Regions from separate parts of the Homo sapiens genome. Here region 2 is linked to region 1. Evidence: chromatin loops called from intact Hi-C (ENCODE). Cell type or tissue: heart right ventricle. All regions are shown on one strand. Links, peaks and the distances in the headings refer to the core of each region. The heading gives the core; the rest is flanking DNA. Region 1 overlaps DHRS7B (dehydrogenase/reductase 7B). Region 2 overlaps DHRS7B (dehydrogenase/reductase 7B).

The links. Peaks named below come from ENCODE experiments on the same cell type or tissue, not always from the same donor. Only the 100,000 strongest peaks of a DNase experiment are listed, where the experiment ranks them.
Region 2: a loop joins it to region 1, with 2.1 times the contacts of the local background. A loop is called at or near these places in 3 of 110 quality-filtered maps.

The regions. Positions count from the first base shown.
Region 1 is chr17:21,139,614-21,149,208 of GRCh38, forward strand. All of the region lies in intron 1 of DHRS7B (dehydrogenase/reductase 7B), which reads left to right. Among named protein-coding and RNA genes, the nearest start is that of DHRS7B, 17 kb to the left of the region's middle. In heart right ventricle, for the core only: no CTCF peak of the experiment used is centred there; no DNase peak of the experiment used is centred there.
Region 2 is chr17:21,189,146-21,198,740 of GRCh38, forward strand. It overlaps DHRS7B (dehydrogenase/reductase 7B), which reads left to right. Exons shown (of 7, transcript NM_015510.5): 7 at 1,803-2,275. The coding sequence ends at 2,008. It overlaps TMEM11 (transmembrane protein 11), which reads right to left. Exons shown (of 2, transcript NM_003876.3): 2 at 8,809-9,595. The coding sequence ends at 9,179. Among named protein-coding and RNA genes, the nearest start is that of TMEM11, 20 kb to the right of the region's middle. In heart right ventricle, for the core only: no CTCF peak of the experiment used is centred there; DNase peaks (open chromatin) are centred at 5,268 and 5,746; H3K27ac peaks cover 2,376 bases.

The DNA of each region.
Region 1 (9,595 bases), core at 2,425-7,424:
CAGTGAGCCAAGATCGCGCCACTGCACTTCAGCCCTGGGTGACAGAGCGAGACTCCATCTCAAAAAAAAAAAATAAATAAATAAAAGAAATTGCTTGATTAATAAATGCAAGCAAAAATGAATGCTGGCAATTGTTAAGACATTTCTAATGTTTCCCAATAATTTTAAAACTTGCTTTTTATTAAAGAGTCTACTTAAGTTACATGAACTTGAAAAAGCATTTGAGTAGTCTTTTTTAGTATCTGATTTAAGTGCTTTTTTAAAGCCAATTACCTAGAGCTCTTTTATATGTATTTTTAGTAGTGAAACATTGTGTACACAACACATACACAGACATATAGGCATGCCAATAGAAGTACATTTTGTAGATTCATAGAAACCTTTTTTTTCCTATCAGACTTTCAGATTCTTTTTTTTTTTTTTTTTTTTGAGACAGAGTCTCACTCTGTCGCCCAGGCTGGAGTGCGGTGGCGTGATCTCTGCTCACTGCAAGCTCCGCCCCCTGGGTTCACGCCATTCTCTTGCCTCAGCCTCCCCCTAGCTGGGACTACAGGCGCCCACCACTACACCCAGCTAATTTTTTGTATATTTAGTAAGATGGGGTTTCACCATGTTAGCCAGGATGGTCTCGATCTCCTGACTTCGTGATCCACCCGCCTTGGCCTCCCAAAGTGCTGGAATTACAGCTGCACCCGGCCTCAGATTCTTGATAACTTGTTTTACAACCCTGGGCAGCTGTCAGCTACGTAGCCTTAAATTTGCATGTTAAAGGAACCAACTCAGGTGAAAGTCAAATAGCAAAGTTTACATTATAAGGTGCGGAGAGAAAAAGTTTGGGTTATAGAAATTTTAAAGGCCTTTTAAATACACACACACACACACACACACACACACACACACACACACACACACACACACACACACACCCTGACACCCTATAGCTTTTACTTCAGAACTTTTTGCCACTAGATAAATAGAAATTTACTGGCTTGCAAAAATATCTTGTTGGATCTAAACAGTGGTTTTTATCTTAATAGAAAAATAACAGCAGATTGAGAGCAGGCAGAAAAGAAAAAATAGAGAAAAAGAGTACTTAGGAACTCTGTAGTTTGCAGGTCAACCTTAGGCCTCCTTTTCCTTAATGTGAATGTGCACAGAGACCATATTATTTCCATTTTACATAAACTTTGGCAAGTAGAGGTGCCATAAAACCTATGGAATGCTCAAAAGGGGTCATTCTCCTTTTCTCCTCATTCTTCGATTATTTGCTTCCTGCCCTTTTTCTTTTTTTTCTTAAAAGGGGGAACTGAGCTTGTAGCCTAGGGTTTTTGTGTGGTGGATCAATATGTGCTCCTTGTGGGCAGGACTACACAGTATGTCAGCACTGAGTCGCTTCCACCCTTTTACATGTCTCAGTTTCTCTCTCCAGAGGTCTGTGACCTCAGAGAGGGCTCAGAACACTGGGTGATCAGTCCTTATATGCGATTCCTGGACGAGCCATTTTAAAAATTAATTTCTGTTGGGGATTTCCCTGCAAGCCTGCTGCATGTCATTGTCGGGGGCGGAACTTAACCCCCAGACACCCCCAGGAGGCCACCGGTCACCCAGGGGTGCCTTCTGGCTGGGAGGAGCAAAACACCCTTTTTCTTCTCAACTGACAAAACTCAGTCTCTCATTAACATATGAAAACAGCAGTTCAATTTCTCACACAAATGCACACAGAAAAACTGAATTAACATTAAATTTGAGAGAAAAAGCAATAGGGAAGAGCCTTTAGAATGCATCTCTGAACTAGAATTAGGTTCCTTAACAACTTCAGACAGGAACAAATAGCAAAAACAAACACACACACAAAACAGCAATAGGATCACTGAGCGCTCCAATGGTAAGGAGGAATTACGACCAGTTAGTTGTTAATATTAACTTTAACCAAGACAAACCCCAGTTCAGTTACTTACCTAGGGATGAGTCTCAGGCTGAAGACTGGTTTCTACCAGCAAGAAAGCAAAAAAAAAAAAAAAAAAAAACAACCTCATCTCAAACTCCACAAAGGAGTTACTACTGCCTTCCATCATTATGGAAGCAGGAAAATCACTTGCCTTGTGCTGGAAGCAGGTAAAACTCCAAAAAAAAAAAGAGGAGTTATACAGCAAAATAAACTTTAGATCTCGATCAAATTTTGGGAGATCAGGGATTCTCTGGAAGGAGTGCTCTCAGATCCCAGCAAATCGTCCTATTGGTTTGTGCCATAAAGGTAGCTGATGCTGGTACCAAGCACCAATAGGAAATTTGTCAAAGGTCAAGGGCATCTCCACTCAGAATACCCCCATGGTTACCAAAATGTGAACCCAGAAAATCTGAGACAGGTCTCAGTTAATTTAGAAAGTTTATTTTGCCAAGGTTGAGGTGTAGCAGGACAAGCTGCGGACAAAACCCCTCAGACACCAAGATAGTGAAGGGAGTGGCTTTCATCAGCTGGGAGCATCGGCAGGCTAGTGTCTTAAAATCCGAGCTCTTCAGGTGCTCAACTTCTGTCCCTTTTAAGGACTCACAACTCTAAGGGGGTCCACGTGAGAGGGTCATGATCGATTGAGCAAGCCAGAGGGTACGTGACAGGGGCTGCAAGCACCGGTGGTCAGAGTGAAACAGAACAGAACGGGAGGTTTCACAGTGTCTTTCCATACCGTGTCTGGAATCTATAGATAACATCAGTTGCTAGGTCAGGGGTCGAATTTTAACTACCAGGCTTAGGTCAGGCAGGCCCAGGCCTGGTTTCCGGTCTGGTTCCTAGGCACCGGGCTACCTGTCTTTAGTTTCGCTTCTCTTTCCTTTTCTGAGTATAAAACAATATAAAACAATATGAGAGGGTCTCTCTCTTCCTTCAGAGGATGTGCCCATGACACAGCCTCAGAAAGTCCTGAAGACATGTGCCCAAGGTGGTTGGGGAACAGCTTAGTTTTATATATTTTAGGAAGACATGAGACATCAATCAGTATATGTAAGAAGTACATTAGTTCCATCCAGAAATGCAGGGACAACTCAAAGCAAGCAAGCTCTCCCACCCCCTCACCCCCCTCCCCCGCCCCGCCGTTACCCTGGGGGCTTCCAGGTCACAGGTAGGTGAGAGACAATTGATAACATTCTTTTGAGTTTCTGAAGTCTTTCCAAAGGAGGCAATCAGAATATGCATCTATCTCTGTGAGCAAAGGGATGGCTATGAATAGAATAGGTAGATTTGTCTTGAGCAGTTCCTAGCTTGAAGGAGCCCAAGATATTTTCCTTTCACAGTAATAGGCTAAAAATTACTTGGGGTTTTGTTTGTATGTTTGTTTTGAGGTGGCGTCTTGCTATGTTGCCCAGACTGGAGTGCCGTGGCACAATCTTGGCTCATCACAACCTCCACCTCCTGGGTTCAAGTGATTCTCTTGCCTCAGCCTCCTGAGCAGCTAGGATTACAGGCACCTGCCACCACGCCCAGCTAATTTTTGTATTTTTAGTAGAGACAGGGTTTCACCATGTTGGCCAGGCTAGTCTCGAACTCGACCTCAGGTGATCCGCCCACCTCGGCTTCCCAAAGTGCTGGGATTACAGGTGTGAGCCACCGCACCCAGCCTAATTTTTGTATTTTTAGTAGAGATGGGGTTTCACCCTGTTGGCCAAGCTGGTCTTGAACTCCTGATCTCAAGTGATCTGCAGCCTTGGCCTCCCAAAATGCTGGGATTACAGGCGTGAGCCACTGTGTCTATCCAAAATTACTTGCTTTTAAAGTATGATTTGGACATCTGTGTAATATTGTTTCACTCAAAGCTGTCATGTGAGAAATAGCCACAGGATGGGCAAAATGTTAATTATATTAGAAATAAAAATGTACTTCAGATTTGTGAAGTTGGCATATATAGTGTTTTCTACAACATTTTCAAAGGAATGAAGGATTGTGACATTACAGCATTTTGTAATATATAAAAAGCACCTGAAAGGAGCATAGTTCCTCTCTCCCTATCAATTGTCAAGTATTTACAGAGGGTCAGTTTTTTTCCTCTCATTTTAACCCACGAGATTTACAAATTATGATAGTAAAATAGTGGTTCTCATATACCTGTGTGTGCCCCTTCTGAGGATCCAATCTGGCAGCTTGCACAAAAGAGTTGTAGTTATTGCTGACTGCTGACTCTTCGGGGTAGCAATTGGGGTGCTGAAATCCCAGTTACTGAAAACGAGAAGATTACAGCGAGGGAGCCTAACATGTTAAAAGTGTTTGCTCTTTTTCACATCTGCTTTTCATTTGCTTATCATTTCAGATGTTTATTCAGCATCAAGCTTGTGCATGGCACAGGAAACAGAGAGATGAATCAAGTGGCCTTTCTTAGGCCACCAGAGAGAGACCACCTGTGGACAGGTCAAGTGCAACCAAGGGTTCTAAGAGCTATGGCAGGAGGCTCCAGACAATTCTGGGCTTTCTCATGATCTAATTTCTTACTATCAGGTTGAGAAACACTCACCTGATGTAGACATGCAGCAGTAGAGGATGCTTGTAGCAGCTGAGGACAGGTCTGAGGACAGATCATTCCAGCAGACTCCATTCAACATGTAATGCTTTATAGTGAATGAGGAACTGTTACCTCTTTACGTCTTATCTTATAAGTGCCTAGAGATGCAGGTAGAATGAGAATCTACTCATTCTGGAGGTGAGAAAACTGGGGCCCAAAGGGGATAAGTTCCCAAATCAAACAGAGGAAGTAAATGGTGGCAACATTTTTACTCCAAATAAGTTGCTCCAACATGCAGTAACTATAAAACTAACAAGCATTTCATTTGTCATGCTGGACTACCTTAGTTTAAGGAATCTAGATTTATGAAAACCCAGGTTTACTGATTCACCCAAGTTTAAATGGTGAATATTTGCATTGCAGAAGGATTTTCCAGGCTGGGCATGGTGACTCACGCCTGTAATCCCAGCACTCTGAGAGGCCAAGGTGGGTGGATCACCTAAGGTCAGGAGTTCAAGACCAGCCTGGCCAACATGGTGAAACGCTGTCTCTACTAAAAATACAAAAATTAGCCAGGCATAGTGGTGCGTGCCTGTAATCCCAGCTACGTGGGAAGCTGAGGCAGAGGAACCGCTTGAACCCAGGAGGCAGATGTTGCAGTGATCCCAGATCACGCCACTGCCCTCCAGCCTGGGTGACAGAGTGAGACTCTATCTCAAAAAATAATAATAATAATAATATTTTCCAATAAAAGTAGGTATTGTAACTTGGAGTGTACAGATGGGCTTCAAGAGTTTTGTAGGTCTCCTGAAATCATTTCCACAATTTTGTATATACTTACCTTTTAGCAGACATAGTAATAATCAGATTTCCAAAGGAATCTATACAGAGAATTGGTAGAGACCCCCACCACTCTAGTGGATTAAAAAAAATCAACCTGTAGGCCATGCACGGTGGCTCATGCTTGTAATCCCAGCACTTTGGGAGGCCAAGGTGGGCGGATCACGAGGTCAGGAGATTGAGACCATCCTGGCTAACATGGTGAAACCCAATCTCTACTAAAAATACAAAAAATTAGCCAGGCATGGTGGCGGGTGCCTGTAGTCCCAGCTACTCAGGTGGCTGAGGCAGGAGAATGGCATGAACCCCGGAGGTGGAGCTTGGAGTAAGCCGGGATCGCGCCACTGCATTCCAGCCTGGGCGACAGAGCGAGACGCCGTCTAAAAAAAAAAAAGAAAATCAACCTGTAAATTTTTAAATTATAGTACTTAATGGAGTGCTTCTCAGTAACTCTTCAGAAAACGTGTTTAAAAAGAAAACATTTAAATGCAGGTTTATGGGAAAATGTTACATTTCTTAGTATGTTCCATGTGGTAGAATATTGTACTGTGTAGAAGCATCTCAATTAATGAAAAGGGGAATTTTAAAAGGTCACTTCATTTTCCATTGCTGGATAAGGAGAGATAAAGAAATTTAAACTACAGATGGTTCCCAACTTATGATGGTTCTACTCAACCATTTTTCAACTTTATGATGGTGCAAAAGTCATATGCATGTAGAAACTATACTCAAGTACCTATACACCCATTCTATTTTTCACTTTCAGTACAGTATTAATAAATCACATGAAATAATCAACACTTTATTATAAAATAGGTTTATCTGAGATGATTTTGCTTAACTGTAGGCTAATGTAAGCATTCTGAGCATGTTTAAGTTAGGTTAGGCTAAGGTATGATGTTTAGTAGGTTAGGTGTATTAAATGTATTTTTATTTATGGTATTTTCAACTTATGATGGGTTTATTGAGACAATCCCATGTAAATTGAGGAGCATCTGTAGTTGATTTGGTTGCCCATTAATGTTGGGCACAAGGAAGAATAATAATTTATCCATTTTCTTCGTTCGTTCTCTTTACTGTTTCTTATATTACCTAACACCCCCTCAGATAGATAACCCAGCAGTTGTGGTAATAATATCATTTAACTAGACCAAATAAAAGGCCTCCTAACCTACATATAAGCCTGGGCACTGTAGCATAGTACATGTTTGTAATCCCAGCACTTTGGGAGGCTGAGGCAGGCAGATTGCCTGAACTCAGGAGCTCAAGACCAGCCTGGGCAACATGGCAAAACCAGATCTCTACAGAAAATTATCTGGGCACACTGGTGTGCACCTGTAGTCCCAGCTACTTGGGAGGTTGTGGTGAGAGGATCATTTGAGCCCCGGAGGTCAAGGCTGCAGTGAGCTGAGATCACACTACTGCACTCCAGCCTGGGTGACGGAGTGAGACCTTGTCTCAGAAAACAAAAACAAAACAGAAAACAAAAAACATGCATATACCTATTTAATCCTTTCTGCAGTCTTATAAGGTAGATATTAGATACATTTTGCAGATGAGGAAACTGGCAGAAACATTAAGTAACTTGTTCAAAGGCACTCACTTAGTATGATGTTGGTATTTGATCCAAGGTCTGCCTGGTTCCAACAATAGTTTGCTATATCAAGCATTTGAAATGGTCATTCACACCTCAAATTTATTTATATCTCAGTAGAAAAATGGCAGCTAGCAACTTGATCTTAAGCAAAAAGCAAGTCAGACTTGAATTTAAAGAGAAATTATTTTATGGAAAAAACAATGAATTGCAAGAAACAAAATGTGGTTTCTTACTGAATAAGAAGGAAGATGTGGTTGGACAACTATAGCAACTGACCCCAGGCCAAGGGTACTGGTTAGTGAGGAAACGTTAATTCTTACAACAAGAGGAAAGTTTTGCAATGATCTACTGTCTTTTTCTCATAAACTTGGAATTAAGGATATTTCCTTTTTCCCCAAACATTTTTTATTTAACTTGGCAAATATAATGTCTTAAAAGGCATCTCTTCTTGAAAGTTTCTAATTGCCGTGCACTACTATGAAGACATTTGGATAGGATTATTTCAGAGACATAATTTCTGTGTGATTAGGGTTTTTTGTCTATTTTATCAAGATTTTAATTTCTAGCAGTGGGATAATTATATTAATAAGTTCTTGGGAAATTTGTGGCGCTTAGAGTCTGTTGAGGTGCTGAACAGAGCTGGGGGTCTTGCTGTAGCCAGTGATCTCAGGACATTTTAAACGCTGCCACTGTTGTAGGCCAAAACCAGTGTGCCTTATATCAGTGAAGACTCTGAAGCCTTGGGCTATGGCAGAACTTGGGGCCCTGAAGTACACATGGAAGTCAGCCCACTGAACATGGGCTGACAAAAAGAGTGGAGAAATAAGAATATATATTTGGACTACTTCTGGTTCCAAAGTAGCAACATAGAAGCAAGCTGACTTCACTCACCTCCACAGACAACCAAAAACAAATGTATAGTGCTGAGATTATCACGAGAATTGTCCCAGAACTCAAACATGAAGATGAGACAGTTCTCGAGGCCATGGAGAAATGAAAAAGCTCCGAGCAGATGGTAAGAGAATTGGACTTCCATATCCCTTCTGCCTGGCACCAAGTGTGAGGAAAATTTCCCTGCAAGTCACCATTTTTGCACTGGAAAAAGTAAGACTGAGATGAACAACCAACATCCCTATCATCTTGGATTCCCTAGCAGGAGACTTGTCCCTGCCTTAACCCACAGGAAGCATCTCAAGTGCCTGAAGGGAGAAATCCCTGAGGACAGGCAGAGACAAAGGTGGGAGGCAGGTCTGCCATCCCCAGCCCTGGAAACTCTGCTCTGTAATTCAGCCAAAGGAGATGGCAAATCATAATGGCTGCTCAGCAACACAACACTGTAGGAGGTTTCACCTACAGGTCCCTTGGGCACAGTGTGGGAGGATCAAGAATTCAAAATAGGCCAGCACCATGGCTCAAGCCTGTAATCCCAGGACTCAGGGAGGCTAAGACAGGAGGACTGCATGAGCCCAGGAGTTTGAGACCAGCCTAGGTAACATGGTGAGATAGTGTCTCTATTTTAAAAAATAAAATAATTTTTGAAATTTATTTTATACTTTTTGTAGAGACAAGTTCTCACCATGTTGCTCAGACTGGTGTCAAACTCCTGGGCTCAAGCAATCCTCCCACCTAAGCCTCCCAAAACACTGGGATTACAGGGAGAAGCCACCATGCCCAGCCCTAAAAAATAATTTTTAAAAAAAGAATTCAAAATAGTAGTTTCAAGGAAACTCAATGATCTCCAAGATAACACACACAAAAAAAATTCAGAAATTTATCAGAGAAACTTAAGATATTGAAATAAGAAACAGAAGTCTCAGAACTGAGAAATACATTTGCTAAACTGAAAAATTCATTAGTGGCTTTCAGCAGCAGAATGGATCAAGCAGAGGAAAGAATCAGTGAGCTGAAAGATGATTTGAAAATACACGGCCAGGCACAGTGGCTCATGCCTGTGTTCCCAGCACTTTGGGAGGCTGAGGATGGATCACTTTAAGTCAGGAGTTCGAGACCAGCCTGGCCAATGTGGTGAAACCCCATTTCTACCAAAAAGTATAAAAAATTAGCCGAGTGTGGTGGTGTGCACCTGGAATCCCAGCTACTTGGGAGGCTGAGGCAGGAGAATCGCTTGAACCTAGGAGGCGGAGGTTGCAGTGAGCCAAGATCGTGCCACTGCACTCCAGCCTAGGCGACAGAGCGAGATTGTAAAAAACAAACAAACAAAACCAGAAAATACACAGAGGTAAAAAAAAAATGATGAAAAGCCATGAAGATTGCCCATAAGATGTAGAAAACTACCTGAAAAGGCCCAAACTAAGAATTACTGGTGTTCAAGAGAGAGTTGAGCAAGAGCAAAGGGTAGAAAGCTTAGTCTAAGAAATAACAACAGAAAACTTTACACAACTTAAGAAAGATATAAATATTTGGGAACAGGAAAATCAGAGAACATCAGATTTGACCCAAATAAGACCCCAAGGCATATAATAATCAGACTCTTAAAGGTCAACAAAGAGAGAATCCTAAGAGCAGCAAGAAAAAAGAAGCAAATAATATAAAGGAGCTCCAATTTGTCTGGCAACAGACTTCTCAATGAAGAAGCCTCATGGGAACCATGATGCAAAAAAAGCATGCAGGAAACCATACAGGCCAGGGAGGTATGGAACGATATTTTCAA
Region 2 (9,595 bases), core at 2,779-7,778, 50 kb after region 1:
CCAACAGACTTCCAACTAACCCATTCGCAGATCCCGAGTCCAAGGAGTATTATCGGCATCGGGATTGAGTGAATTGACCTCATGGCAAGTGTAGGGTGTTTGATGGTCTGTCTCTGTCCCATAGGCTTGAGAAATGACTGATTCAGGGCCAGTCTTCAGGATGAGGCCGAGTGCAGCAGTCTCAGCACCTTCATCTTGTCTCATTTGGAGACAGTGCAGAGCTGACCTGCAGTCACCACTCGCGGGCAGAGCAGCTGGCCCCAGCATGCAGGCTCAGGCCAAGCAGAGACCAGTGTGCCCATGATCACTGGAGCCCTTGGAGCTGGTGCTGCCTCCCCATGCTTGGAACAGGGCCTGCTCACCCCTCCAGTGCTGTCCTGCCATGTCCTCCTCCCTGAAGTGAGCTCTTGGGGTTTGTGCTGTGATGTCTGCCAGGGGCCTCATGGTCCTGCGCCCGGCCCAGCCAGGCCTGAACCAAGACTGCCCATGTCCTGGCAGCAGCTGCTCTCTCACACAGCAAGTCTTGTTTTCCCCACAGTAGACTCTATACAGAGGCATGGGGCTTCATACAGCTTTACACCTGTTTATACCTAGAAGATACCACTTAAAAAATTATCTCTGCGGCATTTAAAAATAAGCTGTAATCCAAAACTTCCTACTTTTCTGCATTAACAAAAACACAGAACAGACATTGGTGAGGGAGCTCAGGCAATCTGGACAACTTAAGAGTGGTTTCATATGGCTAGGCACTGTGGTCAACACCTGAAATCTCAGCACTTTGGGAGGTCAAGTCAGGAGGATCACTTCAGCCTAGGAGTTTGAGACCAGTTTGGGCAATAGTGCAAGACCTAACCTCCACAAAAAATACGAAAATTAGCCAACCATGGTGGCACCACCTGTAGTCTAGCTACTCAGGAGGCTGAGGCAGGAGGATTGCTTGAGCCCAGGAGGTCGAGGCTGCAGTAAGCCATGATTGTGCCACTGCACTCCAGCCTGGGCAACAGAGCGAAACCCTGTCTTTAAAAAAAAAAAAAAAGTGGTTTCACATGGTCTGTGCTAGTGGCCGCTCCTGTGTGCCTGCCAGCTGGTCCTACTTTGCGGGCAAAATTGTCAAATTACTAGGGTAGAAGGAACATCAGTTGCCGTTAATCTAACACTGCCTCCTAATCTCTCCCAGCTGTTCCTTCTAACACCTAAAACAAACTAAGGACTTCTTCCTGTTTCTCATCCAATTAATACTTGACATCGAGAACAGGGACATCTGTCTGCTCCTGACTCAGTGAGCTTGTGCATATGGGGGTCAATAGTCCCCACCCACCTCTGTCTGGCCATCCTGAAGCCAAGCTACCCAAGATAAATGAGGTGGCACAACATCCCTTAGTCTTTGGTTGTTCTAATAGGCACACGTTTCCCAGGTCAGGAAGCTGCTTTTCAGGTGCGGTGTGAGGGGGTCACTCTGAAGCCCCCACCCCGGGCTGGCCCTGTGCCTTTGCTGTGGAGCACCAGGCAGACAGACTCACTTTGGTTCCAAGCCCTAACTGGGATCCTCAGTCTACCTTGTTTCCACATCCCACCCACCTCTCGCTTCCCCCACTGACCCACATCCAGCTGCAAAATGGTTCCCTCTTTCCTTGGAGCATGGAATCATCAGGGATGGTGGCACACCACTGGCTTCCTGGCCCTGGGAAGAGCTTCATGGTGGGAAAGGCAGCAGGCTGACCTGACGACTCACATCAGCTCCACTCCTCAAGAGGGACCTCTGCTTCCAAGTTCATGTGTTTCTTTTGTTTTATTTATTTTAGTTATGGACACCACCACAGCCCAGGGCCGAAGCCCTGTGGAGGTGGCCCAGGATGTTCTTGCTGCTGTGGGGAAGAAGAAGAAAGATGTGATCCTGGCTGACTTACTGCCTTCCTTGGCTGTTTATCTTCGAACTCTGGCTCCTGGGCTCTTCTTCAGCCTCATGGCCTCCAGGGCCAGAAAAGAGCGGAAATCCAAGAACTCCTAGTACTCTGACCAGCCAGGGCCAGGGCAGAGAAGCAGCACTCTTAGGCTTGCTTACTCTACAAGGGACAGTTGCATTTGTTGAGACTTTAATGGAGATTTGTCTCACAAGTGGGAAAGACTGAAGAAACACATCTCGTGCAGATCTGCTGGCAGAGGACAATCAAAAACGACAACAAGCTTCTTCCCAGGGTGAGGGGAAACACTTAAGGAATAAATATGGAGCTGGGGTTTAACACTAAAAACTAGAAATAAACATCTCAAACAGTAAGAGTTGTAGTCTTCCAGGACTAGAACCTTGTGTCCTTTGAATTCTCGCCCTGCCAGCTCCTAGAAATAGTTTCAATCTTGGAATCAGATGTTATGTCACCTGACCCAGTTGTTTCTGTATTTGACTTAAACCTCATTGTTGTGGCAGAAAGACCACCTCCAGTACTGAGGGGAGAAAGTTGTAGTTTCAAGAAGTCAGCAGTCACGCCCATTTCCAGGTCCCTATGATATCTCATCCAACTTAAAACGTGGGCCAGTATGTAATGGCTTATTTGGTGTATCCCAAGGGATGCCTGCTTTAGCACCTCATAGGAATTCCTGTTTCTCTCTTAACTCTCACCACATCCCTGTAGGATGCCAGGCACCACTCCAAGCAGAAGGTGAACTTACTAAAGAGAGAGCAGCCAAAAGGGAGAGGAGGACCCTGCGTGGCCCCGTGCATCCTCTAGAAGTGAAACCATTAAATTGGCCAGCTGGGCAGACTCTACAGCAGCCCCTGGTCTGGTGGAAGTGAGCCATTTGTTAGCTCTAACTAGTTGGATCATAGCCAGAAAGAATGCCTGTTTCTGCCTTTCTGATTTATTAAAAATACATTGTTGAGGCTCACTGAATAGGTCAAGTTCATTTCTAGTGTTTAGGAGGAAACTTTTCCTATTATTGAAACTGAAAATTGAAATGTAGGTCCACTGTAGACTTCCCCAAATTGGATTACAAATCTCCTAGCACATCATACCGACATCTTGCACCACATCCCAACTCTGGCGTCGTTGAGCCTATATTTTATGACCATTATATAACATGGTCAGCAACATGTTATTTTTTTAAATTTTATTTATTTATTTTTTTTGAGACGGAGTCTCGCTGTGTCACCCAGGCTGGAGTGCAGTGGCACAATCTCGGCTCACTGCAACCTCTGCCTCCCGGGTTCAAGCAATTCTCCTGCCTCGGCCTCCCGAGTAGGTGGGACTACAGGCACGCGCCACCACACCCAGCTATTTTTTGTATTTTTAGTAGAGATGGGGGTTTCACCGTGTTGGCCAGGCTGGTCTCAATCTCTTGACCTCGTGATCTGCCTGTCTCGGCCTCCCAAAGCGCTGGGATTACAGGTGTGAGCCACCGTGCCTGGCCTGAGCTTGTATTTTAAACAGCTGCCCTAGACAGATGATAAAAATGGCCACAGCCAGTCTTTGGTTAGGGTGTCAGAGGGTTTCAGGTTTCCTGGTTGGTAGGAGGACAAATGGGTGATTAGATCTGGTGACTTGTCCCAGCTCCTAACACTTCCTGGACGTTCCAGGAGCCTCTGGGTAAAATGTGGACACAGATGTGATGGGTCGTTCTTCATTTTCCAGGTAAATTGTCAACCTCCCTCCTGACATGGAAGAGAAGGGTCTCCTTAGTGTTCACACTGGAGACAGTAGACCCAGGCAAGAGCTGGAACTGAGACAGCAGCAGCACCTGTCTAAAGCTCAGCCCGAGTCTAAGGTTGAATGAAAGTGCCGAGCACACAGCAGGTTTCCAGGAAATGGCAGCAATGAAGGGCGCTCTCCCTTTAGATGGAAATGAGAGGACATTTCTCCTTGGATGCTGTTGGCTGCCACACTCAGAGACACCTGGTGTCCAGGTGCTGTCCTTTCCTCTCCATTATATAACATGGTTAGCAACTGGAGGTTGATGTGATAGGCTGCCCTCAAAGGAATGCAGGTTTACCAACTGTGTACTCCGTCATCAGAAGATGGGAACATCACATATGTTGCTGAGGTTTTTGGTTTTGGGGCCGTTGTGTTCTGACTCACAGCTGGGGTGCATGGAGCTTGGGCTAGCATTAAAGAGTGCTTAACCTACATACCACCTGTAAGCTGTAATTGGTTGGATGGCAGCCAGAACAAACACCTGCTTTCACGTTTTTTTTTCTTTTTTGTTTTTTTTTTTTGAGACGGCCTTGGCCTCCCAAAATGCTGGGATTACAGGTGTGAACCACCGTGCCCAGCCTCTCTTTCTTTTTCATTTTTTTTGAGACAGAGTCTCGCTCTCTTGCCCAGCTAGAGTGCAGTGGCATGATCTCTGCTCAATACAAGCTCCGCCTCCCGGGTTCATGCCATTCTCTCGCCTCAGCCTCCTACAGGCGCCCGCCACCACGCCCAGCTAATTTTTTGTATTTTTAGTAGAGATGCGGTTTCACCATGTTAGCCAGGATAGCCTTGATCTCCTGACCTCGTGATCCGCCTGCCTCAGCCTCCCAAAGTGCTGGGATTACAGGCGTGAGCCACCGCACCTGGCCTCTTTTTTGAGATGGGAGTTTCGCTCTTGTCACCCAGGCTGGAGTGCAATGGCGTGATCTCAGCTCACTGCAACTGCCACCTCCTGTGATTCACCTTCAAGTGATTCTCCTGCCTCAGTCTCCCGAGTAGCTGGTACAGGTGTGTGCCACCATGCCTGGCTACCACCTTTCTAATTTATTAAAAATACATGGTTGAGGCTTACTGAGTAGGTCAAGTTCATTTCTAAAGTTTATTTCCTCCCAATTAAAGTGGTTAGCAACTGGATATTGACGTGCTAGACCAGCCAGATGTCAATATTATTGGTTGTTTACTTACCCAACATTCTAAAAACCTCAAATCACTTTCTAAAACTTAACTTTATAAACTTTATAATTTTGCCATATAAATAGAAACTAACACAAACTGAAGAATTATTAAAATCTAGCTAAATAAAGCTGTTTGCCAAAGGCAGAGTCTGAGGCCCACTGTTCTTGAGGAGGAGGTTGGCAAGTCCCAGAGGGGACCTGTTAAAGTCACACCAACACCAGACAGACGCTCTTCTTGGCCTCAGAGGCTGAGGACTAAAAGGGCCTGCAGCTGTGCTCTTTCATGTCCGTGTTGCTCCTACAGTTGTCTTGGGTCGCTGGAGTTCAGTGTCCCTTCCTGGAGACAGCAATGGTTTGGATAATGTGAGACTTAGCCTTTAGAATTGTCCCAACGTAGCAGCTGAAGTGACTTCCTGTGGGTGAGCCCCACGTGCATTGCTCCAAAGCAAGAAGCCCAGCCACAGCCCGGTTCAGCTGATGGCCTTTGAGCAACCTTCATTGCTCTTGGATTTTCAAACCAGTGTTTGAATATGGACGTTTGCCAGCAGGGTTAGCGATGCTGCCATTCCACTTTCTCTTTTCTGTCTTTAGAGGGTTTTTGCCCCTTTCTCTTTCATCCTTAAATTCTGCTGGGGAGGTCTAAAAAGCACGATTTTTATTTGGTTCTGCCTTCAGGTATCTGATGAAGTTCAAAGACACTTTCCACTTTGCTCTTTAAGCCCCTTGGTGTTTCACATCATGCCAAAACCAGAGACGGAAAAATAAAACCAATTAGCTTTTCCAAACAGCAGCATCTCCATGCAGTGTAGAGGGGCCACAGCCGATTAGTGAATCGAAGAAAATAGTGTACAGCCCTGGGCACCCTGCCCACCTCCCAGCAAGTCTCCCTTCCTTCCCTCAGGGCCCAGCAGCTGCTGCACCAGATGTGAAAACTCTGGAGGCAGCTGACAGACTGGAACGGGGAGATCCAGTTTGATCAGTTGTCCTTTTACATAACAGCTCTTCGCTCTTCTCTGAAATTGGGTGGGGATGGGTAGCTAAAACTAATTTACTAGATTAATGACACAATCTATTCCCTAAAGTGGTCCATGTAGGACTCATTTAAGTGGATTTTGCACAGGAGGGCCCTGGTAACTTGGTCTTTGCTTTTTCTTGGCAGTTACCGAATGCTGTTTAAAAAAAAGAAAAAAAAATTGGCCAGGCGCGGCAGCTCACGCCTGTAATCCCAGCACTTTGGGAGGCCGAGGCAGGTGGCTGAGGCCGGGAGTTCAATACCAGCCTAGCCAGCATGGCAAAACCCCATCTCTACGTGGTGACGGGCACCTGTAATCTCAGCTACTCGGGAGGCTGAGGCAGGAGAATTGCTTGAACCTGGGAGGCGGAAGCTGCAGTGAGCCGAGATCGCGCCATTGCACTGCAGCCTGGGCAACAGAGAGACTCCATCTCAAAAAAAAAAATTATTTTTTGGAGACAGGGTCACACTCTGTTGCCCAGGCTGAAGTGCAGTGGTAAGATCACAGCTCACTGCATTCTCAACCTCTCAGGCTTGAATGATCCTCCCTCCTCAGACTCCTGAGTAGCTGAGACCACATTTGCGTACCACCACATCTGGCTAATTTTTGTCTTTTTTTGTAGAGACAGGTCTTGTTATGTTGCCCAGACTGGTCTTCAACTCTTGGACTCAAGTGTTTAATGGTCCTCCTGCCTCAGCCTCCCAACGTGCTGGGATTACAGGCATGAGCTACTGCACTCAGCCTTCAAATGCTATTTCTTGAGAAGTACTGTCGCATATCACAGATGACCATAAGCAACTTGTCAGCAGCTCTGCCATGACTGATCATCTAGCAAGGACAATGGCAGGAACAGAGAAGTCAGCACTGACAGTGGGAAGGGAGGCACATTTCTTGCTGCCAGCCTCAGGCACACGAAACCCCTGCCTGCAGTCCACACCAGCACCTCATCCCCATCTCCCTGGCCAGGGGCCATGTAACTAAGATGGCATTTCAGAATCTAGGTTAATACATCCAATAAGAATCACTTGGTTCAGTGCAGCTTGGGAAATGGTAGAAGAGCTACCCATTTGCAGCTGGATTCTACCTCGGGGGAGGGCTCCTGCTCAGCTGACTTGAGGTTGCCTCGACTTGTCTGGCTTGTCCAGCTTGTGCCTTCTAGTCAATTCCCCCATGAAATCTAACTTGTTGGCAGAGCACTTCCAGGCCAGGTATGGGGCTCCCTTTCCAAACCTGGGCATTATTAAGAAAAAAAAAAACCAAAAACCTGCCCAGCAGGCTCAGATGCCAGCACTCAGACACCTGAGGGGTCATGGGCAGCTGCATTTCAACTCACACTGCTGTCGAGATGAGGCATGTTTTTACGGGATCAGTTGTGTGGCTAAGGCAGTTCCCTCTTTACCATTATTCCAGGTGCCCAGAGACTGCCACGTAAACAGTGGTGCACACCCAACACCGTCATGCCCCCAGCACTCAACTGAGTGATAAGTTATTTCTAAATCTCTTGGAATTAAATCAAAGTTTCTTAAACTTTTTGTGGGCCGTGGGTCCCTTTTAAAATCCTTAAGAGGTGTGAATCTCCCCTACAAAAAATGGCCCAATCACCCCTCGTGAATCCTTCCCATGCACCCTTTCATTACTCTGTGACATCAGGTCTTCCTGATGGGGACTTTAAAACTAGGTGAGAAACCACTTTGGCTGTCTCTTAAATATTGGCCTGGCCAGGCACGGCAGCTCACGCCTGTAATCCCAACACTTTGGGAGGCCGAACCGGGCAGATCACTTGAGGCCAGGAGTTAGAGACCAGCCTGGCCAGCAAGGCGAAATCCCATCTATACTAAAAATACAAAAAGTATCCAGGTATGGTAGCACACAGCTATAGTCCCAGCTACTCGGGGCTGAGGCAGGAGAATCACTTGTACTCGGGAGGTGGAGGTTGCAGTGAGCTGAGATCACATCACTGCACTCCGTCCTGGGTGACAGCAAGACTCTGTCTCAAAAACAAAACAAAACAAAACAAAAGACTGGCCTTCAGAAGGAGGTGCCATGTGGCTCTTCAGGGATGAATGGGGCTTTAGGAAGGCAGAAGTGAAGACAGGCACCCCAGCCTTTTTGTGGAAGAGAGAATTTCCCATTTACCCAAAGCCTTAGAGCAAGCTTGTCCAATCACCAATCAGCAGCCCATGGGCCTCATGCAGCCCACGATGGCTTTGAATGTGGCCCAACACAAATTTGTAAACTTTCTTGAAACATTATTTTTTTGTGATTTTTTTTTTTTTTTAGCTCATCAGCTGTCGTTAGTGTATTTTATGTGTGGTCCAAGACAATTCTTTTTCCAATGTGGCACAGGGAAGTCAAGATTGGCCACCCCTGCCTTAGAGGAAATGTGGCAGGTGACACAGTCTACCTTCTGGTGTGAGGGAGAAGCACCGGCTTGGCTCCTGTGGAACAGCGAGCACTGAGGCCAGGGGGTGCTTCCAAGATTGCTCCGAGGGCTCTTCTGTCAGCCTAGGGCAATGGGTTAATAAACTCATGGTCCACAGTAGGAAGAGTTTTGGTGCTTCAAAGAAAACACAGGTGTTCAGATCTCTGAAGAGCGATCCTGGAGCCCAGAGTTCCCCACGTGAACTCAAGTGGACACCCAAAGGCCTCCAAGCCTCGTCACCTTATCCTACCATGTTCCTGAACAGCATGGTGGCAGTGATGGCCTTCGGAATGATGAGGCCAAGGTGAGCCAGGAGACTGCTCCTGGGCGGGGTTTGGCCCCAGGACTACCTTGGATCTAGGCTTGTCGTCGCTGTAAGTGGTAACACTGGGCCGCAGCTAGGAGCAGGGCAGGGTGGCTACCATGGCACCTGCTCCTTCCATGTGCAAGCCGCCACCCAGAGCAGATGTGCAGCAGCAGCTGCGGGCAGTCATGGAAAGAGAGAACAGCGGGAGTTGAAATTCTCATAATTTTAATGATCAATAGCTTCTGGTGGGCTCTGGATGGTACAGTTAAACAATAGACTTAAAGACCTCCCCCAAAGCACGTCCACACCCCCTCGGCAGCGTCTGCCTCCATCAGCATTCCACTGCCCAGTCGGACTTCCACAGCCTCAGACCCCCCTCTTGGGTTATGGAAATCCACATCTTAGTGTAATGAGCTGAAAAACCCTGGGTACACCCGTGATCTGTTATTTTTTAAAAATAACAAATACTAAGCCAAACACCTGCCCAGGCTCTGCTGCCTCACAGAGTGTGGCGATCTGAATACTCTGTTGTCTCTTGTGGGCCGGGTGGTTTTGCTTCGCTCCCTGTTCTACTGAAATCATACGGCATAGAGTTCGTAAATCTTCTTTACACAGTACACCAGGGCGGCCAGTGCTATCGTGTTGTGCAGTCTCTTTCTGTGCAGGTCGTCCTTCCGGACCAGCACCACCGGGGTGGAGGAGGTGAGTGTGTGCAGAGGCAGGCGCGACAGTTTATAGGCGTCGTACTCCACTTGGTACTTGCAGCAAGGGTCAAACTGCCAGGAGATCCCATAGAGGGTGCAGCAGGCCAGGCTCAGCACACCAGCGGGCAGGGAAATGTAGTGGGAATAATCTAAGGGCAGCGCCAACGGGGTGAAGAGGCAGGCGGTGCCCGCCAGCACGGCCGTCTTGTGCAGGCAGTTGCCCACGGTGATCCAGCGGGCTGTCTCGTCGCCAATGCGAGTGGGCTCAATCACAATGTACTTGTACTGGGC